Linked DNA regions of Mus musculus: regions 1, 3 and 4 are each linked to region 2. Evidence: chromatin loops called from intact Hi-C (ENCODE). Cell type or tissue: left cerebral cortex. All regions are shown on one strand. Region 1 holds the start of Rnf212b (ring finger protein 212B). Region 2 holds the start of Cebpe (CCAAT/enhancer binding protein (C/EBP), epsilon). Region 3 holds the start of Homez (homeodomain leucine zipper-encoding gene). Region 4 holds the start of Slc7a8 (solute carrier family 7 (cationic amino acid transporter, y+ system), member 8).

Region 1 (8,000 bases), 100 kb before region 2:
ATACTAAAAATCATCTCAGCAGAGAGCTAGAAAGTGAAAACTTGAAAATTAAAGTCTTTACAACTTGAGAACTCTCTCAGATAACGACAGTACCCTCTCGCTGCCTTTTGCTATATTCTACTACTCCTGATCATGTCAGTCATTCACCAGCATACGAGACATCAGGAAAGAAAAATATTTTCTGACATTCAAGCAACTGGTTGTTAACACCAAATAAAGTTGAATATTATTGCAAAGGTTACTGAAAAACAAAGACTAAGATACATGTTCATGGATGTAGGTCTGTAAGCAAAAGGTCACAAGTTAAATTACCAAATCCATGCTTTGTAGGCCTATACATGCAATTTTTTAAGAAAATGCCTCTGTCTGCAGAGAAAGATGATAAGGTTCCTTAGAGCACTGCTGAGTCACGAGAACTGGTTCCTAGAATTAGGAACTACAAAGTAAGATTCAATTAAATTGCAGTTTTGACTGCATACCATAGATTCTGGATCAGTAAAAAGTTAACTGGTAGAGATTTGTATCAGGTAAGAAAGCAAAGAGAGCAGTTACTCTCCACTGTGTACAAAGATCTTTTAAAGAGAAACTCCCTGCCTGGTGGTGGTGACACAAACCTGTAATCCAGGCGGACGCAGAAGGTGGATTTCTGAGCTCCAAGCAAGTTCCAGAACAGCCAGGGCTAACACAAAGAAACCCTGTCTCAAAAGAGATGGGGGGCTCCCCTCACCCTTTTCTTGGAGATAGGGGTTCTATGTACCCAGTTGTACTCACTAATGACCAAGGTGGCCTTGAGCTTACAGCAGTAAGACCTTTTCTTCCTTTTGGTTCTCATACCTGAGAGATGTGACTAAAGCATTGCAAAGCTGTCTCTACAGGGCTTTTGAAGAACTTCTTTTCTTGAGGCTTTAGCTATGAAGAGAGGAGGACATGGTGAGAATAGCCACAACAAAATGAAAGAAACTGGGCTGGTGAGATGGCTCACCGGGTAAGAGTACTGACTGCTCTCCCGAAGGTCCTGAGTTCAAATCCCAGCAACCACATGGTGGTTCACAACCACCCATAAAGAGATCTGACACCCTCTTCTAGTGCAGATGAAGTCAGCTACAGTGTACTTATGTATATTAATAAATAAATCTTTGGGCTGGAGCAAGCAGGGACTGAGTAAGTGGGTCTGACCGGAGTAAGCAGAGGTCCTAAAAATTCAATTTTCAACAACCACATCAAGGCTCACAACCATCTGTACAGCTACAGTGTACTTACATACATAAAATAAATAAATACATCTTTCAAAAAAATTAAAGAAACTAGTGACATTAGAATTAAATAAATACCTTTTTATAACTGCTGTCTATAAATTTGTTGCTTCTTTTTGTTTTAAGATGCTCATTACCTGTGTTATGTACTTCCTACAGGCCAGAGACTAGATGACACAGTTTATGAAAAAGGTAAAAACTTACATTATCAGAAAGAGCCAGATGCTTGCAAAGATTTCCACAAACAGCACATTTTTCTGAAAGGAAAAAGGAAAAAAATATTCGTTCTTAAGGGCAGGAGGTAAGATTTTCCTAAAGTACATAGTGGCTGTCAAGTAGGCTAGCAAGAAAAAAAAAAAAGATTCTTAACTAAATTTAGATTATCACTGTGCTATAAAACTATTTTACCTTAATCTCTGTTCTCTAAATCAGCATTTCCACACAAATGTGTTGAAGCACGAGGGCCTACACCCTGACTCTCTCTATCTTCTTTCCTTTGTTTTAGAGACAAGGTTTCATAAATGTAGACCAGACTAGCCTGAAACTTGTAGCAACTCTCCTGTCTCAGGCTCCTGAGTACTAGGACTACTGGTATTCATTGGTAGTTTCTGTTTTGCCAACAAAAGTACAGGAATACATTTGCAAGTGTTCTCGGACAAATACAAGAGTGGTTTTCATTTCAGGTGACTTTTTAAAAAATATTTATTTTATGAATGTTTTGCCTTTGTGTCTGCCTGTGTACGTGTTTACATGTTTGGTGCCTAAGGAAATCAGAAGAAGGTGTCAGATCCTCTCAACTGGAGTTATGGAACAGTTGTGAGCCACCATATGGGTGCTCAGAATTGAACCTAGGTTCTCTAGAAAAAAGGTTAGTGTTTTTACCCACTGAGCCATCTCTCCTCTGAGGGAGAGGCAGGCACACAATGGGCACTGTAAGAGGCTGGCTCACCAGTTATCCTACCCTGTTGTCACTTTGTTAATATTCCTGGGTCTAGAAGTTCTCCTGCTCTTATTCTTCAACTAATGCAATCTGAAAGAAACAGAAAGTACACTTCCTAAGCTCTCCTTATACAATGCAGTATTAGCAGTGGATGATAAATGTCACAGGGCCATGGATGAGGCTCAGTGACAGAAACTGGTTTAGCATGCATGACCCTAGGTTCATCCATGAAAAAAGAAAAGATAAATGCCACAGCAGGAAAAAGCATTAGATGGCTTTATGCTTTGCAGAGACAATCACTCCAAAGTGGGCTGCTGTAACCACACTGAACAGTCTCATTGCATCAGCAGATAACCCAAAAGGGTCATGAGACTCATACGAGGCAAAAGTTCTCCAGATACTATTTAACATCACTGTTCTTTCCTTGGGGAATAAAGTTTCTTTCCCAGTCTGCCCTATATACTGATCTCAGTATGAGCCAGCAAGTGAAAAATATTCTATTTAAAAGAAAAACAACCTTCTAGAGCTTTCTAGAACCAACAGGGTAACAGCTCAGGATCCTTACCCTGGTGGACAGACATTTCTACCATTTTGCTACTGCCTACCTCTAGCTTCGTCTTTCACCATTTTTACCTTTCTCTATTCTATCTCAACTCTGTGTAAGCATCTGCACTGTAATTCAATGATGTCATGTTATTACACATGCTACTGTTCTAAATTGTTTTAAAAGATGTGTTTTTATTTTATATACATGAGTATTTGCCTGCATGTAAGTATATGTACCATTTGTGATGTGTCCCTAGTGCCTGTGGAGGCCAGAAGAGGGCATCAGATCCCCAGAAGTAGAGTTACAGATGGTTATGAGGCACCTTGTGAGTATTGGGAACTAAACACACATCCGTTGCCAGAGCAGCAAGTGCTCCTAACCACAGAGCCATCTGTCCAGTCCCCAGTTGTAAGTTAAAATGATCTTTGCCAAACTTGGCAAACCCTACTGTAGCAGAATGTCTTCTATGATATTTTCCTTAATCAAAGCATCCTGTCCTAAGTAGGGGAAACTCCGTTTTCTGGGATTTGTATAGTTTACAGGGTTGTTGTTACACTTGTTCTCAGACAGAATCTGTATGTTGCCCATACTGGCCTTCAAACTCCTCTGTGCCAGTAACCAACCCCTTGACTGAGCCTCCCTAGCAGCTATAATCATAACCACCATGCCAGCTCACCCAGCCCTAAGAATTTTCACATTAATAAAAGAAAATAGTGATTAGGGGTGTAGCTCAGAGTATTTGTCTAGCATCCTAGAGATTCTGGGTTCATTTCCCAATGCTCACTCCAATATAAAACCTTAAACTCAACTCTTTCTTGAGACAGGGTCTCATTTTGTAGCTCTGGCTGGCCTGGAACTCAGAGATCTGCTTGACTTTGCCTCTCCAGTGTTGTGATTAAAGGCATTTGTCACCATGTTCCACCTGGCCTTTAAGTTTCCTTTCTAAAACTTGATAGTTGTAAGAAGTTGGCAATCATTTATTCTCTCAGATAATTTCCTCATTGATAAAATAGCTCTGCCAGTAATTACTACCAAAGGCTGTGGTGAAGATTATGCTGGAGGCTGGGTTTGGTGGTACACAGCTGAAATCCCAGCATTTGGGAGGCTGGGGCAGGAAGATGGTGAGTTCAAGGACAGTTAAAGCTATAGAGTAAGATCCTGCCTCATAAACAACAGAAAAAGCAAAAATTATTCTTAAAAATCTGTTAATTGAAAATAAACATTGTAACTTATTTGTTTAACTGTATGGGGGCTTAGGGTGTAAGCAGATGCAAAGCCCTAGTTCTAGGGGAGTCAGGGGGGAGGGTATGGGGGACTTTTGGGATAGCACTAGAAATGTAAATGAAGAAAATACCAAATAAATAAATAAATAAATAAATAAATAAATAAATAAATAAATAGTACTAGTTCTATACTTAGTACTGCCAAATAAAGAAATAGGAAATTGCTTATTAAACTCCAAGGTATCAACATCATTTTTCACCCAGTATGACATTTCCCGACACAACTCAAAAGACTGAAGAGTAACACTATTGCTAAATCAGTTAGTGCCATTCTTTTATTAATGGGTTCCTTTAATTTCTAAAATGAACCTACATACAGAATCCGTATTATCACTGATGCCTACTAAATGACATTTATTCTACATCACAAAGAGAAATGGCTACTCATTATATCTAAGTTAAACATTTTGGGATAAATCTGAAAAGAAGCCACTCACCCAAAGTCATACACTTTTTACAGAAAATATGGCCACAGCTGGTGACAAAGAAATGGGCCCCATCTTTTCGGAAACACTGGTTGCAATGAAACCAATCCATTCTGGACCAGATAGAGAAAAAGAATAAGAATAATGTAGGGCATAACATAATTATACCTATTACAATAACACTGCTTACCGTTTACTGGGTGTGGGAACAAATTTTTGGGCATTACATTTGTCTGTAGGGATATACATATGAGAAAAAAGTCACCAAACTACCTTCACTATATGCCAGAGAACATGTGTGTGTGTGTGTGTGTGTGTGTGTGTGTGTGTGTGTGTGTGTGTGTGTAAGTAGAAAAGTAATAGGAAGTCAGAAATGAGGCTTTTTTTCTCCCTCTTGGAGTGGTATAGTTAAGTATCTATATTTATATGTTTGCCTTTACTGTAACTCGCTTTTGTTTTGTAAGTTTTGTAGCTTAACTCATAGTTCAATTTATAACTAGAAAAACAATCTTTTAAAAAATGAAAAAAAGCCATATTTGTGAGGTGCTATGGCTCAAACTAGAGCCTCATGAACATTAAACAAGTACACCACCACTGAGCCCCAGCCCAGCCCGTGTCTTTACTCATAGGGCAGAGAAAGCAGCCAATAGGCAGTGGTGGATCAGACAGACCACACTTGGGCACGTCTTATAAAAGTGAAGCAGTTGATGATAAGAGTCTCAGCTAACACAGCCTCCCCCACAGAAACCCAGTCACAGATCAAGAAGGTGTCTTAAGTCATGACCAGGCTCATCCCCACCCCTCCCACACATGGACACACGATATACATGATTATAACCACACCTAACCAATTTATCCAAAATTCCATCTTTACTGGTAATTCTGGAATTAGAATCCAATTCTCCTGATTCTGTAGAAAATACATGTTCCTACATTAAACAGTCCTTCCGTTCACATGGTACTCATATGGTACGATTTTTTTTTCTAACAGCAATTTTTGCATAATTTAAATATATATCCAAACAAAAGTTATTTTGTGGGGTTGGAAAAAAAAGTTTATTTCATGGGTGGAGCGAACATGTGCCACAGGCAAGTGTAGAGGTCCCAGTTAACTTCTGAGAATTGTTTCTCTCTTCCCTCCATGTTGATTCTGGGAAGTATGAGCTCTACATAAATGGCAACTACTTTTACCCATTGGGCCATCCTGTTGGCCCACTTTGTAGGAGTTGTTTATTTGTTTTGTTTTTTCAGACAGGGTTTCTCTGTGTAGCCCAAGCTGTTCTGGAATTTGCTCTGCAGACCAGGCTGTAGGAGTTTTTTTTAATGAAGAAACTGACATTTGAAAACAGCCCTGGGCTCTAAAAACCACAACAAAATATGTTGGATATGCTAGTTAATATTTATTAATTAGCATAATATAATTGATCGACTTTTATAAATAATACATCTATAAATATAATTCTTAATATAAATTAATATTTAAGCTGTTAAAATAAAACAAGTTTCTTCCTCGCTATCACAATCCTCTCTGAACAATTCATTTTTAGAGTGCCAGTTTATGCAGAGGCTTACAAAGTCAATGAGGTTACTTTGCACCCCATCTTTAGAGATTCTGCCACTTAGCCAGTGAAGTGGCATGCACTTTCAGTCCAAGAACTTGGAAAACAGAGGCAGGTGGACCTCTGAGATTTCAAGGCCAGCCAGAGTTAGATAGTAAGACCCTGTGTCAAGAAATAAAACAAAATGAAATAAAAATCTGCCGTTTAAGATTTATGATCGATGGAGCTGGAGAGATGGCTCATCGGTTAAGAGGGACAAGGGTAGGGTGACTTGAGTTTGATACCTGGGGTCCACAGGTAGAACAGATTCCCACAGGCTGCCCCATGCCTTCCACGTGTGCGCCACGGCAAGCGAACCACCACCCGGTAACTATTCGCATGCCCCACACTCAACTACACAAATAAATGTAAAATGTTCTTTAATTTACTAAATGGTAGGGTGAGGTGGCGTAGGACGTTAATCCTGGCACTTGGAGGGCAGACGCAGGCAGACTGACTGTGAGTTGGAGGCCAGCCTGGTCTACACAGTGAGTTCCAGGGCAGCCTGGGGTATGTAGTGAGAACCTGTCAATGAATGAATGAATGAGCAAATAAATATCTAAATAAGCCGTCCCCACAGCACCAAGCTGGGGGTGGGGGTGGGGGTTCCAGTCGCGGCTACACTTAAGTGGTAAGCGGCCATGCCTGGCTTGGGTAAGAGGCCGCCAGCCTTCACGCGGCCTCCAGCTCGACCCTTTCTAGCTCGTGCCCCTACCAGCTTGGCAGCCGGGTTCCAACGTTTCTGTTCTCAGACCATCCGGTTCTCTCCCTCACGAGGCACAGGAAACGGCGGGAAAACAAGCAGCCTCCGCCCAGGGCACGGCCACCAGGTTCGAAGCTGCGCACGCCAGATTGAACCAGCACGCGGTGGGGGCGGGGCGGGGCGCTGATCCTCCTGCGCAGCCGCAGAAGCAGCCAGGCCTCGACAGACAGGTGGGTCCTACGGTGGCCTGATAAGTCCAGGAGGTCTTCGAAGCAGCCCCTTGTTACCTACCATGGAAGCAGAGAGGGAAAAATGAGCCTATTAATGTTCCAGCAAACGACCCCCAAAACAAAAAGAAACGGAGTCGCAAGGCCATAGAAGCTTTGGCATAATCTAAAATGAAATAGAAATAATGGCAGCTTTAAAAGTACAGCATTGCGGGGCATGATAGCACACGCCTTTAATCCCAGCACTTGGGAGGCAGAGGCAGGCAGATTTCTGAGTTCGAGGCTAGCCTGGTCTACAAAGTGAGTTCCAGGACAGCCAGGGCTATACAGAGAAACCCTGTCTCGAAAAACAAAACAAAACAAAAGTACAGCATAAATTCGAAATAGAAAAACTAAGAAGTTGTTATGTGGATAGAGGCTGATTGGCTATAAACTCACAACAAACAGACCTCCAGAAAAAAAGTTTAGCTTTTTGGGGTTGTTTGTTTGTTTGTTTGTTTGTTTGAATAAATGAACCCAGCCCTGGCGGTATGCTTGGGAGGGTGAAGACGGAGGATGGAAGATCTCAGCTTCACCCCTGCCTAGTTACAACCTGTGATACTCAAGGCCCTATACTCAAAAAAGAAAAGAAAAGGGGAGCAAAAGGAGATGGGAAGAGAAGAAAAAAAAAACGATAAAAAGGAAAGAAAATAAACATTTCCACTGCGCTGGTTGTCGGTGTTTCTTTTGTTTTTAGGTCAGCTTGGTCTAGATAGTAAGCTCCAGTCTATCCTGGGCTACATACAGCAAACCCTGTCTCTAAAAATTAAAGAAAAAAGATGAAAACCAACCAAACAAGAATAACCTATGGGGAGAAAACCCCATATCTGTGTGTGGAAACACACTTTATTTAAATGCTAAAGTATAGAGCACCTATAAGATTTTAGAAACATGTAATTTTAGAAGCGTAACAATAAACATACAGAAGCCTGCTAGTGGTGGCCACGCCTTTAATCCCAATAAAGGGAATCACTCTTGTTCACCT
Region 2 (8,000 bases):
TAAATAAAATAAATAAATCTTTAAAAGAAAAAAAAGACAAAGGCTATTACTGAAAAGATTACAAATAAAACCTGTCTATTCTCAAAGAGCAAAATGTAGCCCATGTGATAAGATGCTTGCAAGCATGAATGATGTCCCCAGCTCAATCTCCAGCACCACCAAAAAGACAGACAGACAGACTGGAAGACAGGAAGACAGAAAGAGAAGGCATGGTGGTTGGATCCCAGCATTTTGGAAGGTGATCAAAGATTTAAAGTCCAAGCTAGAGAGATGGCTCAGTGGTTAAGAGCACTGGCTGCTCTTCCTGAGGTCCTGAGTTCAATTCCCAGCAACCCCATGGTGGCTCACAACTGTCTGTAATGGTATCCAATGCCCTCTTCTGGTGTGTCTGAAGTAGTGTGCTTATCTACATAAAATAAATAAATAAATCTAAACAAAATACCAACTGCTCTTCCAGAAGACATAAGTTCAATTCCCAGCTCACACGTGGCAAGTCGCAACTATCTATAACTCCAGTTCTAAGGCATCTAGCACCTTCTTCTGGACTCTGAAAGTAGCAGGTATAAACATGTCACACAAACATACATGTAGACAGGGCACCATACACATAAAGTAAAAATAAATCTTACCAGGCATGGTGGCACATGCCTTTCATCCCAGCTCTTGGGAGGCAGAGGCAGGCGGACCTCTGTGAGCCCGAGGCCAGCCAGGGCCACACCGAGAAATCTTGCCCTAAAAAGACAAACAAAAGAAATCTTAAAAAAAAAAAAAAATTCAAGGTCATCCTTTGTTTCTAAGGAATTAGAGGTCATTGTGGAATTCATGAGACTGTCTCAAAAATTTTTTATAAAGCGGGCAAGAAGAGTTGCAGCCGCAATGGTGCCTGCCATTGAGCCCGACAATCTGGGCCCACATGATAGAAAGAGAAAATCAGCCCCTGAATGTTTACTTTGACCTCTCCAATGCTCTGTGACACTTACATAAATATAATGTGGTTTTTTTAATATTTAAAAAAGTAGCCTGGGGCTGGAACAATGGCTTAACAATTTAGGGCTCACACTGCTCTTGCAGAGGACCAAAGTTCATTTCCCATCACCCACATCAGATGGCTCAGAACTATCTATAATTCCAGCTCCAGGGAAATCAATGAGAATACTTGTGCTCATGTGCACATTACACACACACACACACACACACACACAAACACACACACACACACACACAGAATAAATAAATAAATAAATAAATAAATAAATAAATCTTTTAAAAAGTTGCATCCCTTGGGGCTGTAGATATGGTTTGGTAGTTAAGAGCACTGGCTGCTCTTCCAGAAGTCCTGAGTTCAAATCTCAGGACCCACATGGTGGCTCACAAACATCTGTAATTGTAGGTCCAATGGGATCTGATACTGTCTTCTGGTGTGCAGATCTACATTGGGACAAAACAACCATATACATAAGTAAATATGTCTTTTTTAAAAAGCTGCAACCCAGGAAAAAGAAACAAAGAAAGAAGGGGGAGGAGGAAGAGGAGGAAGAAGAGGAGAAAAACAAGAGCCAGAGACCACAGACCTGATAAAGGTGCTTACCACTACCACCAAGCCCAACAATTGGAGTTTAGTCCCTGAGATTCCCAGGGCAGAAGGCAAGACCTGACTCACACAAAGCTGTCCTCCGAAATACCTACTGTGAGACAGGAGACAGGCCTCCATGGTTAAGAAGACTTGCTCTTGCAGAGAACCCAGGTTCAGTTCCCAGCATGGTGGCTCAAACTCAGTTGTAGGGAATCAGACCCCCTCTTCTGATCTTCCTGGGCACCAGGCACACACATGTTACACATGCATGCGTGGTAGACAGAACACCTACACACATAAGATCCAAATTAAAAATCTAAAAAGAAAAAAAAAAGTCCCAGTCAACAAGAGAGAAACCATGCCTGGGACTGGAAACCTAGCCGACTGCCCTGGGCAGGTGGGGTCATGGATCTTGAAGGAGAACCTGTAACATCAGCAGGATCCTAAATATGTATCTTCCTATACCTCACCCTCTTTGGGAAACGTCTCGTTATCAGACAGAGACCATTACAGGAAACCACAGCCAATGTTATGAGGAGTTGGAGATCCTCCCTCAACTCCCAGCTGATACATCTATGACATAATTCCCACACCTAAGATTTAGGGGACGTTGTGGAAGAGGGAGGCAGAGAAGATTGTAAGAGCCAGAGAAACAAGAAGTTTGCTGTGAGATCCTGTCTCCTAGAAATGTCAGGAGGGGGATGTACCCACGAAGTCTCACCAAAATGGATGTTGTCTTAGGGTTTTATCGCTGTGAAGAGACACCATGACAAAGGCAAACATTTAGTTGGGGCTGGCTTACAGTTTCAGAGGTTCAGTCCATTATCATCATGATGGGAAACATGGCAGAGTGCAGGCAGACATGGTGCTGGAGGAGTGGAGAGTTCTACTTCTGGATCTGTTAGGCAGCCAGGAGGCAGCTCTGATTCCACACTGAGTGGAGCTTGAACTTAGGAGACCTCAAAGCCCACCCCCACAGTGACACACTTTCTCCAACAAGGCCACACCTCCTAACAGTGCCACTCCCTATGGCCAAGCACTGAAATACATGACTCTGTAGGGGCCAAATCTATTCAGACCACCACAATTGCCTAAACAAGACCTGAACAAGGATGAACCCAGCAGACCTGTTAACACGGGAGGGGGAAAGCTCTCAAAGCTTCAATCCTAGACAAAGAACTGCGGGTAACCAAGGAATACTGAGAGCTGGAGAAACAGTCTTCCCCAGGGATAAGTGCACCAACTGGTTTTTTGATGCCAAATGGTCAGCCCTGAAAATACATACATTTAAGTAACATTATACAGACTAAATAGGTTGTATTCACGTATTAGGAATATATAGATCAACAACTAAGGAGAGAGAGGCCAGGGCTACACACAGAGAAACCCTGTCTCGAAAAAGAAAAAAAAAATCATAAATAAATATGCAAAAAAAATTAAATCCAAATTTATTTGTTGTTTGGTTTTTGGTTTTTGATGGTTGGTTGGTTGGTTGGTTGGTTGGTTGGTTGGTAGGTTGGTAGGTTGGTTGGCTTTCAAGATGTTTTTTCTCTTTGTAGCCCTGACTAGTCTGAAACTTGCTATGTAAACTAAGCTGGCCTCATGGAGATTCAGCTGCCTCTGCCTCTCCAGCCTTAGAATTAGAAGCATGCACCACCACACCCGCATGGGTTTTCTGTTATTTAAAACCCAGATTTTTAAAATGCTTGTCAATATAACCTCCAAGGCAGCAGGAGTGTGTGCTTTGGAGACAGGAATAACTGCAGTGGAGAGGTCTGGAAACAGGGTGAAGGAGACATAAGCCTACACTTTACATACACTATAGTTTTCAAACTTTAAACAGCCTCATAAGACAGCCATTACTACTGCCATTTTACAGTCCGATTAAGTAGCTTGACCAGGGTCAGAGAGCTGGCTAGTGACAGGAACTAGATTGAGTCTAGTTCCCCCTCAGACTTCACAGTCATTCTTAGCTTCTGCCCTACAGGGAATCCTGAGGCAGTCCAGGATAGCACCCTGTCACAAGCCACTGAGATAATATACACCCATTGTTTTAGTTAATGCAAACAGGTAGCCACTGCAGTCGCAACAGGAAACTGGTCCCGCTGGGCTAGGGAAGGCTTCCCTTCCTGAGTAAGAACCTCCCATTCTTTAGGTGGCTTTGCCTTCCCACCTTGCTTCCTCCTTTCCCAACCCCTTCTCCTGCTTCCCTATCTACACCCTATCTTCTTACGCCTCAGTTACTAGGTAACGTTAATGTCAGCCTGCAGGCAGCGCCAGTCCCCGCCGGTCCAGACACCTGCATCGCTTATTTCACTGGGACACAGCTGCAGACCTTCTCATTTCCTGCTGGCTTTATCTCTGCACCTCCCGCGGGGAAGAGAGCGCTACCCTGTAACTCTCCCCTTACCCAAGGCAGCCAGATAGGCGGAAGGAGAATCCCTGAGTCATACAGCAACACCTACTGCAACCCTCTGTCCCCCCCCCCCCGAACAAGCCAGCAGCCCTTTCACAAATTAATAAGACATCCATCCCCTGGCGCAGCTGTACAGCTCAGCCTCTCCTCCTTATTTTCCGTGTCGATAAAATTAGGATAAAAATACCGCTTTACCTCCCCTCCTTAGCTCACAACAAAATGGTCAGCATGAAAAAGTGCGTGTTTCATCGATTGAAAAAAGCTTTACTTTATCAGATGACACAACTATCTGATTCCATTATCGTTATTCCACAGTCAAAGAGGGGACATAATTTCTCTTTGAAACAGGCGCTGCACCAATTCTCCTAGCCTTCCCACACTACCGGCAACCTGACTGAAAAGCCCCAATCTTGTCTATGCTTCTTTTTCCTGCTTCCCAGAACAGAGCGGTCAAGACTGGTTGTCAGGGTTGAGAAAGAATGCCCCCTATGTCCACCTGATTCAAAACCATCGCGGACTCGAAAGTATAGAATTTGGGAACCAATATTGCCACCTAGTGGCTAATAGCGTCAGGTCACCAAACTGAAATCTCCCAGCCTTGGTACCTATTTGACAAGGGACCTGTAGAGCAAAGAGCACAAATCGCCCCAGTATTTCCGGTGCTTTGCGTCGATGATACGATGATACGGCTGGCTCTCCCCCTGCCTGGCCAGGGCTTTGGAGGGAAGCATATTTTGGACATACTTCAGGCTGTGCTCAGAGCACGTGAGGTGGACTGTGGAGTTAGAGGGGATGGGATGGAGGACTCATCAAGGGTACTTTCTCTAACTTGTGGACAAGTCACATTTACAGTTTTATTTTAGTGTTCAATGACATACATATCCTATCAAAGTTTACCTCCACTGTAACCCCTCACAGTTACCCGATCCTTGGAATACCCAGCTTAGAAACTGTTCTATTCTTAGGGCTGGAGAAAGAGTTCAAGGGTTCAGAGCACTCACTGCTCTTCCAGAGGACCTGAGTTTGACTCCAGGCATTCACACTGGGTGCCTCACAACTGCCTGTAATTCCAGCTCCAGGAGATCTGATGTCTCTGGCTTCCATGGGTACCTGGAAGTGTGCACACACATACACAAACACACACACACCACACACACACACACCACACACACCACACACACACACACACCACACACACCACACAAACACACACACACCACACCACACACACACATACCACACAACACAACACACACACACACAACACACACACACACTCACATACTTTAGAATAATGAAAATAAATTCATTTTAAAAATTCTGTCCCTCCCCCTAGAACATCTGTTTGCAATAAAAGAGCCAGGAAGGTATGGTAGCACAGCTATCAACTCAGCTCCGTGGAGAATGAAGCAGGAAGATGAGAGTTCAAGGCCAGGCTAGGCTAAAAGGGAGGCTCAACCTAAAAAAAAACAAACAACTGAAAAGTGACACACTTCTCATGTCTCTGTGTTCTTTTCTTGTCAGTAAATCCAGAACCGTGTCTGAAGCAGGGCCACAACCAAACTGGAGAGAGCAGGAAGTTCCGAACAAAACAGAAAAATGAACTTTGGGGGTTAGTAGAAGATCAAGAAGGGCGGGCAGGCAGCTACCAGCTTCTCCTTCGGACCCCGAAACAGCCCCAGGAAGAGGTGAGGACAAGAGAGAAGACTTCTCAAGCCTACAAGAGGAAGTGGACCCGAGAGACACGCACAGGTCAGAAAACAAGGGCCTGCATGCAGCTCAGGGCACAGGAAATAGGAGGCAGAGCCTCAGGCCAGCGCGGGTGGGGTCAGCCAGAACAGCTTTTAGGGTGGAGCAACTGGGACCTCCAGCAGATCCTTTCTGTTGGTTCTGAGGCTGCAGCTTGCCTGGGCCTGAGGTACAGGACCCATGTCTTGACCAGAAACCTCAGCTATGTCCTGGCAGCCCCGGACTGTGCCAGGCTGCTAGCCATAGCCAGATCTGGAGACATGCACACAAGCCCTGTGCAAAGACCTAACCGAAGAACCTTAATAGGGGCCCTCTGGAGGCAAAGGCAGGCAGAACTCTGTGAGTTCAAGGCCAGCCTGAGCTACATCGTGAGACCCTGTCTCAAAACTAGCAAATGGGCATACCCTGTACTAGGGCCAGGGGTAGCTTGGTCCTAGAATCTACTACTACTTCCCAAACCCTTCAAACAATGATGGTCTACACAGAGAAAAATGTCTTGGGAGGTGGGGCTACAGAAGGAACTGACTTACCCCGGGGTAGGTGGAGTTCAGGACTTGGGGGTGGGGGCGGGGAGGGGGGGGGACGGGACAGGGAGGAAGATGCATCAAGGGAGGAGTTTAGACCAAGTTGGCACTGGGGGAATGCTTTGTCTATTGGCTCTGGCTTGACACCTCACTCTGCACAGGTCTCTTTGGAAATCGGAGGAAGACAGATATTCAGAGAAGCTACTCTGGGCAAGGGATTAGAATCCCTTGAACTCGCAGGGCAAAAAGGGCCATTTTCTCAAACAGCAACTTCTGGACTGTGGCTGGGGCCTTCGCAAAGAGCGCCCTAACTGCTAAGCACCCCTCCCTCCGGGGTGTGCCCTGCCCCTCCCTTAGTCACCCCAAGGAGAGAGAGGAAAAGGGAAGAAAGGAAGAGGTACTGACTACAGAAGGAAAGGGAAGCAGAGGAGGAGAGAAGCCACGTAGGAGTTGGTGACGGAGAAGACCAGAGAGGGCAAACCTAGGGCAAATCTAGGACCGGGGGAGATCCAAGAAAGGGCAGGCTGAGCATCCCAACGGGCGGGCGCCCCCAGCACAGGACCCAGGGGCGGGGAGCCAAGGGGGCGGGCCGGCCATGTCCCACGGGACCTACTATGAGTGCGAGCCTCGGGGTGGCCAGCAGCCACTTGAGTTCTCAGGGGGTCGAGCTGGGCCCGGGGAGCTGGGGGACATGTGTGAGCATGAGGCCTCCATCGACCTCTCCGCCTACATCGAGTCTGGGGAAGAACAGCTACTTTCTGACCTCTTTGCCATGAAGCCAACGCCTGAAGCCCGAAGCCTTAAGGGCCCAGGAGCCCCCTCGTTTCCTCACTACCTGCCGGCTGACCCTCGGCCATTCGCCTATCCCTCACACACATTTGGCCCAGATAGGAAGGCTTTGGGGCCTGGCATCTACAGCAACCCAGGGAGCTACGACCCCAGGGCTGTGGCGGTGAAGGAGGAGCCTCGTGGGCCAGAGGGCAACCGAGGCACCAGTCGAGGCAGCTACAATCCCCTGCAGTACCAAGTGGCACACTGCGGGCAGACAGCCGTGCACCTCCCCCCGACCCTGGCAGCACCTGGCCAGCCCTTGCGTGTCCTCAAGGTAAGACCAAGGTAGCTCTCCCCGCTTCTTCCCCCCAGGGTGGAGCAAGGTGGGTGGTTGAGGGAATTCTGACTACTGGGCTTCCCTAACAAGTCTATGTTTGGTGCTCCTCTGTGAACATGCCCTACCCCAAGGTCCTGTTTCCCAACTCTGTGAATTTATTTCTTAGAACTCGGCTGTGTCCTGAAGACACTTGTAATAGCTGCTCTGCCCTGATCTCAGGCAGGACCAGGTTTCCTGCTGTGCACTATACCTCTTGCTTCTCTGCTGCCTGCTTTTGGATGAGGAAACATGGCTGACTAGAATTTTAGAACGGGAGACTTATTACAGACAAACCAAAGGGAAGGGAATAATGAGAGCATGATAGAAAGCTTTGGTCTCAGACCAAGGACCATATGTATCTGGGTTACGGTCCTTCACAGAGACAGGGAGATGGATGCCTGGGAGATCGGAGCTCTCTGGGAGTCCTGTATCCCTTTGAGGCCTCACATATGCTCTCCCTGCTGGGTTTCCTGCTTAGCCTTCACTCTGCCTCCTGGTGGACCCTCACCTCTCTGTCCCCCTTACCCTCCAGGCCCCTGTGGCAGCTGCTGCCCCTCCCTGCAGTCCCCTTCTCAAGGCACCCTCCCCTGC
Region 3 (8,000 bases), 150 kb before region 2:
GCCGCTGCTGGTAGCGCTTGTGCTCCAGTTTGACTGGTGGTAGATGTTTTAAAAGGTCTTCCGAGGGCCTTCCTGCGGGACCGGGGGCCAGTTCAGTAAAGAACTTTGGAAGGACCACAGGATGCAGAGGTCCACTGCAGACGCCGAGTCCAGGAAGACATGTTCCCAGCCCCACGCGCCTACACTGACCGGTTCTCCGCAGCCAATCGCGGACCTCTGCTGGGACCCACGCAGCCAATGGCGGACCCAGTACGTTGTGCATCAGCCCGCCCACCAATCCGGACCTCGGCTCCGCCTCCGCCTCCGCGCCGCACTGGTAGGGGCGGAGCGCCTCGGTCCAGGGGTAGGGGGCAGCGGCGGTCCAGGGCTTTGCGTGGCGCCAGGAGCCGGGCGTGCCGCAGCCCCTCGCCCTCTTGGATCCTCTGTCCTCTTCCCCCTTCCCGCCCCGGCCCGCAGTGCGAGGCTGGGAGCCGCCGCCCGGGGCCGCGCCGTGGTGAGTGACCGACCCCCCCAGCCCCTGGGCCTGCCTCCCGGCCGGTGCGAAACCTCCGACCCTCAGAGCCCCATCCTCGTGGTGGGAGGAGAATCCTCCGTTGGAAGTCGTCGGGTTCTGTCCCTCTTTCCTCCCCTGGACTTTCGAATCTGTGTTGTTGTAACTGGGGGAGGCTAAGGAGTGTGTGTAGTGGGGGGATGGGAAAGGTTGGGTCGGGACGCCCTCTGTGAGGATGCAGGTTCACCTGCCTCCTGGAGCTGACCGCCCCATGTACTTGAAACTTTTTGTTCTCTGACCCAGTTCCGGGCCCTTCAGATGCCTCCCGGGCTTCCCCTGTCCCCATGACTACCTCCTGGCGACCTCAACAGGCATTTACAACTAGACCTCACTTATAGGGAGCAGTGCCATTTGGTAATGAAAGGTTAAAAGGAAAAAACCCACAACTGGCCCCCGACTCTTGTGCCCCACCAACCGGAAAACGAAAAGGCCTCACAGGTTCCTGGTGTTGCAACTCAGACTTGTCAGCTGGAAGAAAACTCAAGCTTGAGACTTGTCTGAAAATCAGTGTGGGCCAAGATCGATGCATATTATGAACTCTTAGTCATGTCTCAAATCCATTTATATTGTTAGGATAGGTAGACAGCAGTAGTTGCAAAAGCCAGAAATCAAAAAACTAAGATACATGAATTATCCTAAACCTTACAATTGAAAATAAATATTACCAGTCTTTAGTGTATTGTTTAACTCCTCTTTTTAGTATTAATTGCACACTGAGAACTTTTAAAACTATGAATGCCGGGGCCTAGCAAACACAGAAGTGGATGCTCACAGTCAGCTATTGGATGGGTCACAGGGTCCCCAATGGAGGAGCTAGAGAAAGTACCCAAGGAGCTAAAGGGATCTGCAACCCTATAGGTGGAACAACATCATGAACTAACCAGTATCCCGGAGCACTTGACTCTAGCTGCATATGTATCAAAAGATGGCCTAGTCTGCCATCACAGGAAAGAGAGGCCCATTGGACTTGCAAACTTTATATGCCCCAGTACAGGGGAATGCCAGGGCCAAAAAGTGGGGGTGGGTGGGTGGGAGAGTATGGGGGACTTTTGGGATAGCATTGGAAATGTAAATGAGGAAAATACCTAATTAAAAAAAAGAAAAAGAAATAATTAAAAAAACTATGAATGCCTATGTCCCAGTCCATTAATCAGAAGAGCATGGGACGGAGGTGGCCTTTTAAGTTTCTCAGGTAATTCTAGTATGCCACTCTAGGAGAGAGCTACTCACTTTGATTATGTTATTTCCAGTTAGGCTTTCTTTAAAGTGAAGTGAGATTGGACCTTTGGAAGCTATCTGAGTTGGAACATACGTCACTCTTCCACAGTCGCCTTGCCCTCTCCTAACTGGGCAGGGTTTTAATACATATTCTTGAATTAGTTCTCCAAAACATTTAATTTTTGTGTTTATACAGTTTTGCTCACGCTGGCCTCAAATTTGCGATCCTCCTGCCTCAGCATGCTGAGATGTCTTAGCTTCCACATTTTCATAGATTTGCATGATGTTTTAATTATGTTATTATAGATACCCAGATATGACCCAGAAATGGGCAACTGTGTGGGGGCATAAACAGTTGGAGAAGCACACTGTTTCAAGCAAGCCAGTGTGTTGTACTAGATACTAGCTAACCTTGAGTATCCAGGACACTGGATATTGATCATGTATGTAATCTAGTGGGTCACTTGAACCATTTAGCATCTTTCCCATCCCATCTGGTACCACAAATACCCTGTCCCTTCTAGGCAGCCGTTATTCTTGTCTCCCACTCTTTCCATTCATTTTCATTAAGTTGCTTGTTCACTTTTAAGTCAGCTATCGCACTGCCTTCATTAAGTCAGGAAGACTTATAAAACAGAGATCTGAAGGTGACCTCTTGGCATTGGTGTGTGCAAGTGTGACATTGGGCATACATTTTTAAGTTACACATTTTGGAAAGTCTGACTCATAAAAAAAAAAGATTGATTTGTGTGTGTCTGTGTTTGTGTTTACTACGTACAATAAAGCCCATGAAAACCAGAGGGCTTTGGATCCCCTGAAACTGGAGTTACAGGTGGCTATAAGTCACCTAATATGGGTGCTTGGAACTGAGCCCGTGCTGAGCCACCTCTCCAGCCCAAAGCTCTATGATTTTTATCTGATTCTCAAAGAAGTTGATGATGTAAAAAGTTTAGAAGCACCTAAGTTAAACATCACAAAAGTCCTTAAGGCCTTTAACACTCACTAGACTCGCCAGACAGACCTGAGGCAGTATTTCAGATCTTTGAATAAAGACTTAGGAATTGAGCAGGATCATATCCAGTTTTCTGCTTTATCTTCTGTTTTAGTACAAGCCTATGTTCAACTGAACGTTCCAAAGTCCTTTTTTTTCCTACCATAGAATGGACAACATCTAAATTTCAAGTCTAGGCTGCTTGGCCTTTCTGTCTGTCTGAGGATGTTAGAAATCAAAGGGAGAGAAAAGTGTCACAAGTGTATTTTTTTTTAAAGATTTATTTATTTATTATATGTAAGTACACTGTAGCTGTCTTCAGACACACCAGAAGAGGGAATCAGATCTTGTTACAGATGGTTGTGAGCCACCATGTGGTTGCTGGGATTTGAACTAAGGACCTTTGGAAGAGCAGTCGGGTGCTCTTACCCACTGAGCCATCTCACCAGCCCCCACAAGTGTATTTTTTAAGTTAACGACTATGCAGAATAATATATCTGGCATCTGGAATAAGGATGCAGTTGTGATTATTCATAATAGGCTTTACCACTACCATCTCTGCCCAGGTAGAAACACTCCAGTTTTGATTCTTTCTCTATCCAGTCCAAAATGGAGACACAGAAACTGTTAAGAACACTGGTCTATCCTCCTTGTCACTCTTGTTTTTGAGACAGTCTCTTTCCATTGTGCCATTGTGGCTGGCCCCTACTCGTCATTCTTATGAGCCATCCTGGTTGTAGTGTGCTCCTGATTGAAAGACAGATTCTTCCAGAGAATCACCAGCTACAAGGAGAAGTCTTGATTCTAGCTGGGTGTAGTGGCACACACCTTCAGTCTCAGCACTTGGGAGACATTATGCCGCATGTCTATAGCCCTTTTTTTCTTTTTTCCATTTTATTTTACATTTATGGATGTTTTGTTGCACTTATGTCTGTTCGGTACATGCATGCAATGCTCACAGAGGCCAGAAGAGGGCATCAGGTGTCCTGGACCTGGAGTCACAGATGGTTGTGAGCCACCTTGTAGATGTTAGAACTGAACCTGTGTCCTCTGAAGAGCAGCCAGGCACTCTTAAGCACTGAGTATTCTCTCCAACACTTAATATATTTTTTTCAAAGCAGCAAAATCCATTCTGAAATTGTTTCAAAACCTCCAAATACAGCATATAAAATCATGGGGCTGGAGCTGTATGTAGCTTATTGTTAAAATGCTTGGCCACCGACTCCTGCCCAGTTTAGACTTCCCAGGTAAGGGTACCCTTTTCTTTGATAAGAAACTAAGCCTTAGGTGAAATAACTTGGCTAAGGACAAATAGCATTCTAGAAAGCAGGGAGGCTGCAGTTAACCTCAAGTCTGCTATAGACCAAACCTTTATCTCCCAAAGCTGCTGTTTCTGACTGTATAATGCCTAGCACACTACAGATGCCCGATGACAACATGCGGCTTTTCTGTAAGCACAGCCTTCTTTACAGAGGAAGAAAATGGAGCGAAGAGTCATTAGGGTTTCAGTGACTTACCCAGAGCTAGATGCTAAGTGGCAGGAGCTTGGAATTCATAAGCTGCCTCCTCACCGGTAAAATGCCCTTCAAGTACAATCCTTTTAGGATCTGCATGGCTTCTGGCCTGCTAGGTTTGATTGTCAGAAGCTGTGGCAAGCTAACACCAGGACGAATGATCAGTGTTGTAATCCTCAAGCCTCTAGGGGGCCGGCTCAGCGGTTAGGAGCACTTGCTGCTCTTGCAGAGGACCTGGGTTCGATTCCCTCACCCACATGGCGGCTCCCAACCAACTGCAAGTCCACTTCCAGGAGTTCTGATGCCCTCTTCTGATCTTTGAGGGCACCAAGCACACACATGGTGGATATGTACATGCAGATCAAAGTTACAAAATAAAATCTCAAAATACTTTTATAGAGTAAAATAAAGCCCCTAAGCCCCCACCTTTTGGAGCACTTGCCTAGGCTAGAGAAGGTCTCCAAAGAAGTGACCACAGTATACACTGTCTTTGTGGACTCGAAATCTGTCAGTTAGTAGCATTTAAGTAGGAGTCTTATCCTATCCTGGACAGACAAGAAGTAATATAAACACCAGTGGGATTTCTCCGAGAATATAATGTGACGTGATAAAGTATTTCTAATACCTAAGGAGGGAGCTGAATTACAGTGTTACAGAATGGGGTGGAGATGGCTCAGTGGTTAAGAGCACCCACTGCTCTTCCAAAGATACCAAGTTCAATTCCCAGCAACCACATGGTTCACAACCATCTGTAATGGGATCTGATGCCCTCTTCTGGTGTGTCTAAAGGAAGCAACAGTGTACTCATATAAATAAAATAAAATGAATTTAAAAAATACTAAAAAAAGAAGTTACAGAATATTCAGAGAACAGATTTTTGCCAGGCATTGAGGAATGAATAGGTCCCCTTCCCACAACCCTGGGAGCTGTTTAGTGAGCCTGTCCAGCTGGTTTTGAGGAGAAAGCTGGACTGAAGAGATAAGAACAGGAGCCCTTTTGCCCTTTGTGGAGTAGGCTATTAATGGGGAAGGGGTCATCTCTGGGCTCTGTAGGCTGAGCTGTGAGAGGTGACAAAGACCCAGGGAGGGGACTAACCTTTACTAAGCCCTCTCCACAAGATCTAGCACAAGGGGAATAAGGTTCTTTTATACCAAGGTTTCCTCCTGGGATGGGAAAGTCCCTCTAGAGTTTAGGGCTTTAATGTCCTATGAACAGTTTCCTGTTCCCAGTACCCGGCACCACAAAAACGGGGTGGGCATTTTTTAGGGCTGGGCAGAGTACCCCACCCTGTTTTGTTGTTACTTGCTCTTTGTGTGTTTTGAGACAGTTTTAGGTAGTTCGGGCTGTCCTTGAACTCCTGGTCCTACTGACTGTCTCCCAAGTGCTGGGATCATGGGTTTGTACTCCTGTGCCTGGCTTGATCGGCTGTTTACCTGTCTCCATGTTCTGGAAGTAATCCGAGATTATTAAGCATTAAAGAGTGGTCAATCTGAGATTTCAGCATGAGGTTTTGTGGTTAAGTACAGTCTGAGTACTGTTCCATGAACTTGAAGGTGAGAGTTGACTGATAGTTGTCAGAAGCAAAACTGAAGTTGGAACAGTAAAGGCTGTGGGAGGATAACTTTTTCCTCAGCCTCTAAAGACAGATTTTTGTCATGTGGCTTAGGGTCATTTTTATCCAAGCTTCTATGTATGGACCTTGTGTTTAATACAAAGAATACAGGAATTACAGCAGGTTCTGATGACTTGACAAGATTGTGAAAATTTTGAAATGATTTAGGCATTTTAGGAGCAATACAACATGATTCAAATAGAAATTGTTTGGTTTCAGCAGTTTGGCAAAGATTAAATGGTGACGGGATGGCTTCTTTTCTTACAGCTGTCTCTGAAGGGTACAAACCAGAGCACGACATGAGTCCTAATAAAGATGCCAGCAGTCTCAACAGCTCTGCAGCAGGGCTTGTCTGTCTCCCGCCAGTCTCAGAGGAGCTACAGCTTGTGTGGACTCAAGCCATCCAAACCAGTGAGCTGGATGGAAATGAGCACCTGCTACAAGCCTTCAGCTACTTCCCCTATCCAAGCCTGGCAGATATCGCTCTCCTCTGCCTGCGGCATGGGCTGCAGATGGAGAAGGTAAAGACCTGGTTCATGGCCCAACGTCTCCGCTGCGGCATTAGCTGGTCATCTGAAGAGATAGAGGAGACTCGTGCCAGAGTGGTGTACCACCGAGATCAGCTCCTTTTCAAGTCTCTTCTCTCTTTCACACAGCAGTCAGTGAGGCCCCCACAGGAGAGGCCTCCAGTGCTCCGTCCGGAGCAGGTTGCTCTTGGACTGAGTCCTCTGGCGCCTAGTGAGCAGCCCACTCATATGAAAGGATTGAAGGTTGAGCCTGAGGAGCCCTCTCAGGTATCACAGCTGCCACTGAATCATCAGAACGCTAAGGAGCCTCTGATGATGGGCAGCAGAACATTCTCCCACCAATCAGACTGTCAGGATCTTCAGATCAGTGGCCTCTCTAAGGAGCAGGCAGGCAGAGGTCCTGACCAGTCATGTGGAAAGACTGCTTCCTGGAATCACTTCACAGCTGTCCATCAGCCAGATAAGCCCGCATCGGTCTCATTACTTGATAATAGTTGTAAGGAGGAATCCGAACCTAGTGGAATACCTCCATCTTCCTCTACCTCTTCTCCCTCTTTCCAGGCATTGGCTAATGGAACCACTGCCACCCCTAAGCCCCTCCAGCCTTTGGGTTGTATCTCACAGTCACTCTCACCTAGTAAGAAGGCACTGTCTCCACAAGTAGAACCACTCTGGCCCCAAAGGCTATGGAATAACTCAGAACCAAATTCAGCTGGCCCCACAGAATACCTTTCCCCAGATATGCAACACCAGCGAAAGACTAAGCGGAAAACCAAAGAACAGTTGGCCATCCTCAAATCCTTTTTCCTACAGTGCCAATGGGCACGACGAGAAGATTACCATAAATTAGAACAGATCACTGGTTTACCTCGCCCGGAGATCATTCAATGGTTTGGTGACACACGATATGCCTTGAAGCATGGACAGCTGAAATGGTTTCGGGACAATGCAGTACTTGGTACCCCTAGTTTTCAAGATCCAGCCATTCCTACACCTTCAACTCGTTCCTTGAAAGAATGGGCCAAGACACCACCTCTACCAGCCCCACCGCCCCCACCAGATATACGACCTTTGGAGAAGTACTGGGCAGCCCACCAGCAGCTGCAGGAAGCTGATATCCTTAAACTGAGTCAGGCATCACGACTAAGCACTCAGCAAGTGTTGGACTGGTTTGACTCTCGATTGCCTAAGCCAGCAGAAGTGGTAGTTTGTCTAGATGAAGAAGACGAGGAGGATGAGGAGGATGAACTGCCAGAAGATGGTGAGGAAGAGGAGGAGGAGGAGGAAGATGATGATGATGGTGATGATGATGTCATCATATGGGACTGAGGGAGGCTGAGGCAAAGGGGAGTCTTTACTGAAATATTAACCAACTTAGTGACTGTTCAAACCTTTTTGAAATTGCTCTTGTAAAAAGTTTTGTGTTCCTGTGTAGGCAAAGGGGGTAATCTGCAGTAAACTGGAGAGGGTGACCAGGACAAACTGAAGTATTGGATCAACACAAATCCAATTCTCCAGCCTCCGTGTAGAGAGAGTTTGGGATCTGGGCAGATACTGGCTGAAAAGAGCTCTTGCTTTGCTCTTGCTC
Region 4 (8,000 bases), 71 kb before region 2:
AAGGAGGGAGGGAGGGAGGGAGAGAGAGAGAGAAAAAGAGAGAGAGAGAGAGAAAGAGAGAGAGAGAGAGAGAGAGAGAGAGAGAGAACTGAGCTGAGCTGAGCTGAGCTGAGCTGAGTTGAGCTGAGCAGAGCAGAGCAGAGCACACACGGTGGTACTGATCTGTAATCCCAGCATATTGGAGGCTGAAGCAGGAGAATTTCAAGTCTCAGGAATACCCTGTCTCAGAAAAGTGTGATGATAGCTCACCAGATGAAGACCCTCACTGCCAAGCCTGAGTTGGATCCTCAGGACCTGCAGGGTGGAAGGAGAGAACCAGTCCCTATAAGTTCTTCTCTGACCATCACACGCACATCTGGGAAGAGGGATGCTCAATTGAGAAAATTCTTCCGTAAGATTGACCCATAGATGAAGTCTGTTTTCTTGATCAATGGCTTGATGTGGCAGGTACAACCCATAGGCGGTTGGTCCTGAGTTGTATTAAGAAGCAAGCTGAAGCCAGGAGGTGGTGGTACATGCCTTTCATCCCAATACTCAGGAGACAGAAGCTGTCGGGGCTGTGTGAGGTCGAGGCCAGCCTGGTCAGCTTAGTACATTCCAGGACACCCAGGACTATTACACAGAGAAACCCTGTGGGTGTCAGAGGCAGGGGGAGCAGGTTGAGCAGGCCATGAGGGAAAGCCAGCAAGCAGTGTCCTTCAGTGGCCTCTGCCTCAGTTCCTGCTCCAGGTTCCTGCCTTACTTTCCTGCCCTGACTTCCCTCAGTGATAAGCTGAAACGAACCCTTTCTTCTCCAGGTTTCATCTGGTCATGACATGTATGACAAGACTATAAAGCAAAGTAGGACATCTATGTTGGACCATTTGGTGACCATTGGTGACCGTCACAGGAACGGTTTCTGCTAGATGCTGGAGACAAACACTTTGGTGTTAGGGACTTGAGCAAGAATGGAGATAAGGAAGGGAAGGCAAGGGAGTAGAGAAGTTGAGTGATACACAGAAAGGGATGTAGACTCGACGGAAGTTCTGCGTGTCTGTCTGTGAATGATAAGGTCTCTTGATGCAACCTAGGCTGTCTGGAACCCACAATCCTACCACCTTAGCCTCCAGAGTGCTGCTAGATTACCCTTGTGCCACTTCACTGGCTGGTTTTTGTTTTGTTTGTTTGTTTGTTTGGTTGGTTCATTTGTTTTGCCCCCCCCCCTCATGGGTGTGTACGGATGTGGGTGTGTTCGAGAGCATCTATGCCTGCATGCTGCATGTGTGTGGGAACCCATGTACATGAGGTCATGTGCACATTTGTATGTGTGCATGTAGTGATGCAGAGTTGATGTCTGGGGTCGTCAGTCATTCTCCATGTTACTGAGGCAGGGTCTCTTGCTGAGCGAGAAGTTTGAATCCAGCTGTTCTAGCTAAGCCGGCTTGCCCTCGTGATCACCGTCCTCTGATTCCAGGGGAGCTCGACACCTGCCCAGCTTTGACCATGACTTCTGGGAATCTGAATGCCAGTGCTCACTGTTGTCAATGGGAGAGATTTGGGAGAGGAGGTGCTGGTTTAAAGAGAGGAGGCTCTGACAGCAGCAGACTGCTAGGCAGTATCAAGGCCCGCCTGAGATCCAAGCTCCACAAGAAGTCTCTGTAAATCAGAGCTGGACCATATGGTCTCCTTTCCACACTCCAAGCTCTTACCACACTACTACATTTAGATCACGTGCCAAGTGGGGCGTTGGTAATTGTTTTATTCCTTTATTTGTCTCAATGCATAGGACCATTTAGCAACTCGCTCAATCATACTTCTTGAAAGTCAAGCACCCATTTCAGGAGCTCAGTTACAACTGAGAAAAAAGCCAGCCTCTTGTCCTGAGGAAATGACCTTAAAGTCTTGGCCTGGAGAGATGTTCAGAGGTTAAGAGCACTTATTGACCTTCCAGAGGGCCTGAGCTAGAATCCAAGCTCTAATAGAATGCAGGCTCAGCTCCCAGCGCTCCTGTGGCAGCGCACAACCACTTGGAACTCCACTTTCAGGAGTTACATCGCCCTCTTCTGGCTTCTATAGGTACTGCATGCATGTGGTGCCCAGACTACATGCAGGCAAAACACTCAAGCGGATAAAATAAAAAAGATACACATCTTTTAAAATATTTCTTTTTTTTCACTTTTATTAGATATTTTCTTTATTTACATTTCAAATGTTATTCCCTTTCTTAGTTTCCCCTCAGAAAATCCCATATCCCTTCTCCCTGTTCCTCAACCCACCCACTCCCATTCCTGGTCCTGAAAATATTTATTTCTTAATAAATTAATTGAGCCAGTGAGATGGCTCAGCCACTAAAGGGATTGCCGACAAGCCAGACAACCTGAATTTGATCCTTGGGACCCACAAAGTAGAAAAGAGACTCTAGCAAGTGTCCTCTGACCCCCACACATGCGCTACAGCACCGCCCTACCCCCCCCCCCCCAAATGAGGGAAAACAGATGAAGATTAAGGGAAAAAAATTAAAAAGAAAAGGCAAACACCAGTCAGAAAGAAAGATGAAATGAAGGCGTTCCCTCAGATGAGTAGGCCCTTTGCAGTCACCCTCTGCCTCCTGGGCATGACGCCACGTTCAAAGGAAGTTGTCTCTTCCGAAGCTTATGGGGTCCGGAGACTGTGGATGGAGAAGCCTTTGTGTTGTTACGAGGGGTAGTTAACTCATGCTCTGGTGGAGAAGATGAACCCTTGCCCTGACACCAGAGACAAAAAATTCCAGAAAATTATCCCTCTGTCTGCTGCACTTGGCCGGGTTCCAGAAATTCAGCCCAGCTCCGGTGAGAAAGAAACACAGGCACATTCCCTGCTCCTGTCATGTGTCCTTGACTCCTGTCCCTGCCCAGTCTGTCGTGGGGCCCTAGTAACTTTTAAGGCTTTCGGCGACTCCAGTACTGAGTACTTAAATATAGAGACTTCTCCCACAAGTGGTTTTTATTATGTTTGCCCAAGATAAAGAGTCATGTCTTTGCAATGATTTTGTTTCGTTTTGTGGTTCTGGAGGTCAAATTCAGAGCTTTATCCACGGTGCGCAGATGAATTTATCCACTAAATTCAGAGCTTTATTCAGGTGCTAGACCTGAATTACATATGGAGTTCTTGTTTGTTGGAACAGGGTTCACCATGGAGCCAACTCTGGCCGGGAGACCCCATTCCTCCTGCCTTGCCAACCCAGTGTTGTACACCACATTGGGGAGATTCATTTGCCTTTTTAAAAAAACTTTTCATTTTATGTGTATGGTGTTTTGCCTGCATGTGTGTCTATGCACCACATGCATGCAGTTCCTGTGTAGGCCAGCAGAGGGCGATGTATCCTCTGGAAATGGAGTTACAAGTGCTTGTGAGCTGCCACACCAGAGCTAGGAACTGAGCCTTTGTTCTCTGCAAGGACTAGTGGTTGGGTTTTTTTTTTTTTTTTTTTTTTTTTTTTGCTTGTTTGTTTGATTTTACAGACGGGTTTTGATGTGTATCCCAGGCTTGATTTAACACATTAAGTAGCCTAAGCTGCCTCGAGATCCCCCAGACTTAGTACTGAGTATCTCTAGTACTTAGTACTTAGTATCTCTAGTACTGAGATACCCATGTTCCACCATACCTAGTCATAGCTTTAGTTTTACTTATTTACATAACCATGTACGTATTTTGAGAAAGTTTCACACTATACCCCAGATTGTCCTGAACTGACATCAATGCTTTGGTTTCAGCCTCCTGTGTGTTGGGATTATAGACCTGAGCTTTCATGCCCAGTCTGTGGGCTTAGCTTTGAAGAAAGGTTCTTTCTGGCTTTGGACAACCCTGTATAAGAAGAGCGCACAGCAAGGGCTGTGAAATGGCTCAAAGGGGGCAGTCAGGCCCTCATTAGTGACCTGACTTCACAGCTCCCTCACAAAGACCAAGAATAAAGTGCAGTTAGGTCCCGAAACAAAGCAAGCCAGGAATAGAGTGGCTTGGTTGCATGCGCTGTTCTTTTGTGCTAACACGTTTTATCAGCCCTTTCTCAAGGGGACAACCAGCAGGCCCACTATTGCAGTGGTGTGCCCCCACCCCTGCCCACTCCTTTTTGACAAAGGAGTCAGTAGGTGTCAGCCACACACAACCTTTCTCTAAGATCATGAGTATTTGCAAGGAAATGACCCTTCCAGCAAACATCTTTCCTTGTTAAAGGGACCAATTTCTTATTTTCAACAAGCAAAATTATGAAACCAGTCTCCAAGTTACTGGAAATAGGACTGTACTAAAAGTAAGTGCTTTGAGAAATATCCAAAAGAGAGGTGTGTATAAATGCAGTGGTAAATGTCAGGAGGCTAGGTTAAGGCCCACGAGTTTCACTGGACAGATTAGAAGTGCCAACATCAAAAATGTCTTAAACCTTTTTCTTTTTTCTTTTTTTTTTTTTCTGTTTTTTTTGTTTTGTTTTGTTTTGGTTTTGTTTTTTTTTTTTTGTTTTTTTTGGTTTTTTTGTTTTTTTTGTTTTTCGAGACAGGGTTTCTCTGTATAGTCCTGGCTGTCCTGGAACTCACTTTGTAGACCAGGCTGGCCTCAAACTCAGAAATCCACCTGTCTCTGCCTCCCAAGTGCTGGGATTAAAGGCATGCGTGTTTTAAGTTAAAAAAAAGTTACAACATTAACTCAAAACACACCAGGCCCTGAGGCTAAATGATCCTGAGGCTAGCCTGGGCTACAGAATGTGACCCATTTCAAATCACCAGCAACAAACAGAAGACCTTGATCATGGTTTCTCTTGGTTTCTCTCCCGGTGAAAGAGGTTATTGACAAGTAGTTACAGTGTCTTGAGAAAGCTTGGTGTGAACCAGTAACAACCTGCTTTGCCCAGGACCAAATCCAGTGTTTGACCTCTAGGAAGACACTTCTTTAAGTCTTAGCCTAATATTTTAAAATACTGAAAATACAAGCTATGGGGAGGGGTTAGCTCAGTGGACGAGCCATGACTGTCAAGGCTCTACATTTCAAATCAGCAACTTAAAAATAAAAAATAAATATTCAAGAATAACTGGGTCTACCTGGGCTTGGTGGCACATTCCCTTAACCCCAGCAGAGCTCTGTGAGTATCTGGCTAACTTGGTCTACATGACCAGTCCCAGGCCAGCCAGGGTTACTTAGGGAGACCCTGTCTAAAACAAACACAAACACAACAAAAATTGGCTTTGTTAGCCAGACTTGGGGCTGTGCACCTTGAATCTCAGCACTTGGGAGGCAGAGGTGGGCAGATCACTCTGAGTTCAAGGCCAGCCTTATCTATATAGTGAGGTGAAGGCCAGACCCTGGCTCAAAACTGATGGAGAGGGGGAAATGAGACATTGTTCAGGAAAGTTGTACAGCAGTGTTTAAACTCAAAAAGGAAAGTTAGAACACAAAGATGGATGAGGACCAGATCTGCGAATTGAGTAACCAAAATATAAGGAATGTCCATTAATTTTTTTCACAAATTTTTCTCGACGAATTACACTGAGACATCTTTCTTTCTTGTGACCAATACTAGCTGTATGGATTTTTGAGGCACGCAGCATTTATGCCATGATAACGTCACCAGCCTAGAGACATAGTAAGAATGAAAGGCCCCTGTGAAGAGGGAGATCCATTTTCTAGATTTCATATCTCACCATCAATAAGCAGCTGCAAACCACTCATAAATCCCAAATACTAAAGAAACAAAAATATCAGTTTTTAACAAGCCTCCCTTTCCCGTTCGGTGCCACACTGAACCCACCCACCCCCAAATCTGTTTGGTTCGAGATTTATAGAACTTGTAATTGTCTTTATTTTCCAACTTCTCAGATCTGGAGGCTTGCACATTACTCTGTGTTTGCACACCTTTCTGGAGAGATTCCCAAATCCATCACACACTAAGCCTGCGCCATCTAAATGGAAACGACAAAGTATCACTGAAAGAACTCACATTTGAGAAGCAGAAAGGTTTTATCCCTTGATGTTGCGATCTGGGCAGAAGTCTTCAAATTGGATTTGCTTAATAATGAAACCATCAAATGTCCCCGTGTGCTTCCTAAGCTTGTTTAAAAAAAGACCAGAGACAATTCACTTTCCTCCATGTCCCCTCACTTCCTCCCTGGGAGTCTTGTGCTATCTAGCCCAACCTTGTCTGTTTTCTCTGTTGAAAATGATTTACACGATCCCCCACTCTCTTCTCTTTTTGCTGAGGCTTTCAATCTGCTGTATCTTAGAGCAGCAAAAGGAGAAGGAGTTGAGATCTCAACCTTTGAAACCTCTTGATACTTGCTGAGTAGGGTGAGCAAGGGGCAGGCGGGAAGGGAGACCGTTCATTGTCTGGACTTTACCCTATCCGGAAGAGCCGTTCTAGATAGCTTAGCCAACCCCATTCCTAAAGGGCTTAACTTTTTTATTTTCTTGAAAAGTCCAAGTTTTTTAGTGTTTTTCTTAAAAAAATGAGTGAAGCCAAATTTGCGTAATTAGTGGTCAGATTGGGGAATTTAGTTTGTCTTATTGAGACAGAATTTCACTTTGGACCTCTGGCTAGCCTTAAACTCAAGGAGATCTGCCTGCCTCTGCATCCCAAGTGCTCGGATTAAAGATGTGTGTGCCACCAGGCCCTTTGGAATTTTATTTTTTAGACTCATTTTAAAATCAAATCATTTTGTATAGACTATGTAAAAAAAAACTTTAGTTTTTCAGCATGGTCTATAATATTGTTTCATGGTTGTTTTGTTGTTGTTGTTTTCTTCAAAGCACTTTACAGTTAGAAATAGACACAGTTCTTGAGGTGGAGCAACTGTTTTGAATTACATTCTTCAAGGAAATGGGGGTGCAATGTTAATATTCTTAACCATTACCATTCTTAGCATCAACACGTCTGTTTCATGATCGGTGAGGGGCTCACGACCTCCTGTCTGAAGTTCAAATAATTTGTGATAAAATATTAGGGGTCATGGGGCAGGCCAGAATCCTCCTTATCCTGCTTCGGAAAAACGTTGCAACTACCCCATATTCTTCATAATTTTATTTAGCTTTCATGACAGTCCCTAAAAGAAACTCTTCAGCTTAAAGTTCTTCCACATTGCCCCCCCCCACACACACCAAAACCACCCCCTATTTCATGAAACAGCTTGATGGCAATATCTCTGCAGCTTTCTCGACCTTGTCCTCAAATGATCCACACCTAAACATCTTAGTACACTGGCCAGTGTGTTTCTGAAGGCATTAGAAGCCCGCAGAACCGTGTGCCCTTATAGAGTTCACAAATGCTGTGCGACCTGAGATGAAGCCTTGGCTAGTGACTTCCCCCTGCGGCCCACCCTTCCCTTGCTCCCACTATGAAAAGAAAAGAAAATGTTTTAAGCCCCTTCCTCCGTGATCTTTGGGGGTAGGGGGTACTAATAATTAAATAGAAGAAGAGGGAGGAGATGCGGCTTAAGGATGGAGGAGGTGGGGGGCGGAGCCTCGGTCCGCAAATAAACGCCGCAGCCGAAAGGGAAGCACATTCGCGAGCGCAGCAGCCACCCTGCCCTCACAGATGGAGCGATCTGCGGAGTGAGCACGGAGCTCGGAGCCGACAAGGGCGAGAAGGAAGGGGCGACCGCAGCAGGTGGAAACCTGATCCAGAGCCGGCGAGCAAGAAAGTACCTGAGCACGGCTCCTCCTCCGCTCCCTCAGCTAAGAAGAACTACTTTTACCCTCATCGTAGAAGAGACTTAAGGGAAGGTGGAGGCGATCTGTTTCATTAGGAGGGCTGCAGGGAAATCCTGACCAGAGCAAGCCGCCGCCCGGTACACCGAGCAGAGCGATCCTGGGCTTCTGAAGATAAACGCTTTCCGGAGAATTCCAGCTGGAGTCGCTGGTACAGTTCTATTTTTGTATTTATATATATATATATTCTTTGCCTTCCATTTAAAAACACGGCCCTTGTTTGTTAGGCAGTGACACGTGTGACTCTCATTTGCTGTCACTTTTAGAGGGTAGGAGCGCACTCTGTTTTCGGA

Evidence for each region. Peaks named below come from ENCODE experiments on the same cell type or tissue, not always from the same donor. Only the 100,000 strongest peaks of a DNase experiment are listed, where the experiment ranks them.
Region 1: it touches region 2 in a loop (9-fold over the local background); 18 of 42 quality-filtered maps call a loop at or near these places.
Region 3: it touches region 2 in a loop (8-fold over the local background); 11 of 42 quality-filtered maps call a loop at or near these places.
Region 4: a loop joins it to region 2, with 7 times the contacts of the local background. A loop is called at or near these places in 33 of 42 quality-filtered maps.

What each region holds. Positions count from the first base shown.
Region 1 is chr14:54,813,047-54,821,046 of GRCm38, reverse strand. It overlaps Rnf212b (ring finger protein 212B), which reads right to left and starts at 6,897. Exons shown (of 15, transcript NM_001370899.1): 1 at 6,762-6,897; 2 at 4,461-4,561; 3 at 1,458-1,510; 4 at 835-909. The coding sequence starts at 4,560. In left cerebral cortex, a CTCF peak has its summit at 3,011 (motif pointing right); a DNase peak (open chromatin) is centred at 3,037.
Region 2 is chr14:54,710,816-54,718,815 of GRCm38, reverse strand. It overlaps Cebpe (CCAAT/enhancer binding protein (C/EBP), epsilon), which reads left to right and starts at 6,642. Exons shown (of 2, transcript NM_207131.1): 1 at 6,642-7,367; 2 at 7,942-8,000. The coding sequence starts at 6,858. In left cerebral cortex, CTCF peaks have their summits at 4,343 and 4,552 (motif pointing left); DNase peaks (open chromatin) are centred at 3,846, 4,521 and 5,767; H3K4me3 peaks cover 1,016 bases; H3K27ac peaks cover 859 bases.
Region 3 is chr14:54,856,434-54,864,433 of GRCm38, reverse strand. Homez (homeodomain leucine zipper-encoding gene) reads left to right here and starts at 276. Exons shown (of 2, transcript NM_001177705.1): 1 at 276-493; 2 at 6,153-8,000. The coding sequence starts at 6,185. The coding sequence ends at 7,741. In left cerebral cortex, CTCF peaks have their summits at 847, 3,724 (motif pointing right) and 4,478; DNase peaks (open chromatin) are centred at 216, 682, 3,723 and 6,294; H3K4me3 peaks cover 1,200 bases; H3K27ac peaks cover 887 bases.
Region 4 is chr14:54,781,445-54,789,444 of GRCm38, reverse strand. It overlaps Slc7a8 (solute carrier family 7 (cationic amino acid transporter, y+ system), member 8), which reads left to right and starts at 7,559. Exons shown (of 11, transcript NM_016972.2): 1 at 7,559-8,000. It also overlaps a transcript of Rnf212b not described here. In left cerebral cortex, CTCF peaks have their summits at 2,048 (motif pointing left) and 3,325 (motif pointing right); DNase peaks (open chromatin) are centred at 1,980, 3,320 and 7,614; H3K4me3 peaks cover 906 bases; H3K27ac peaks cover 909 bases.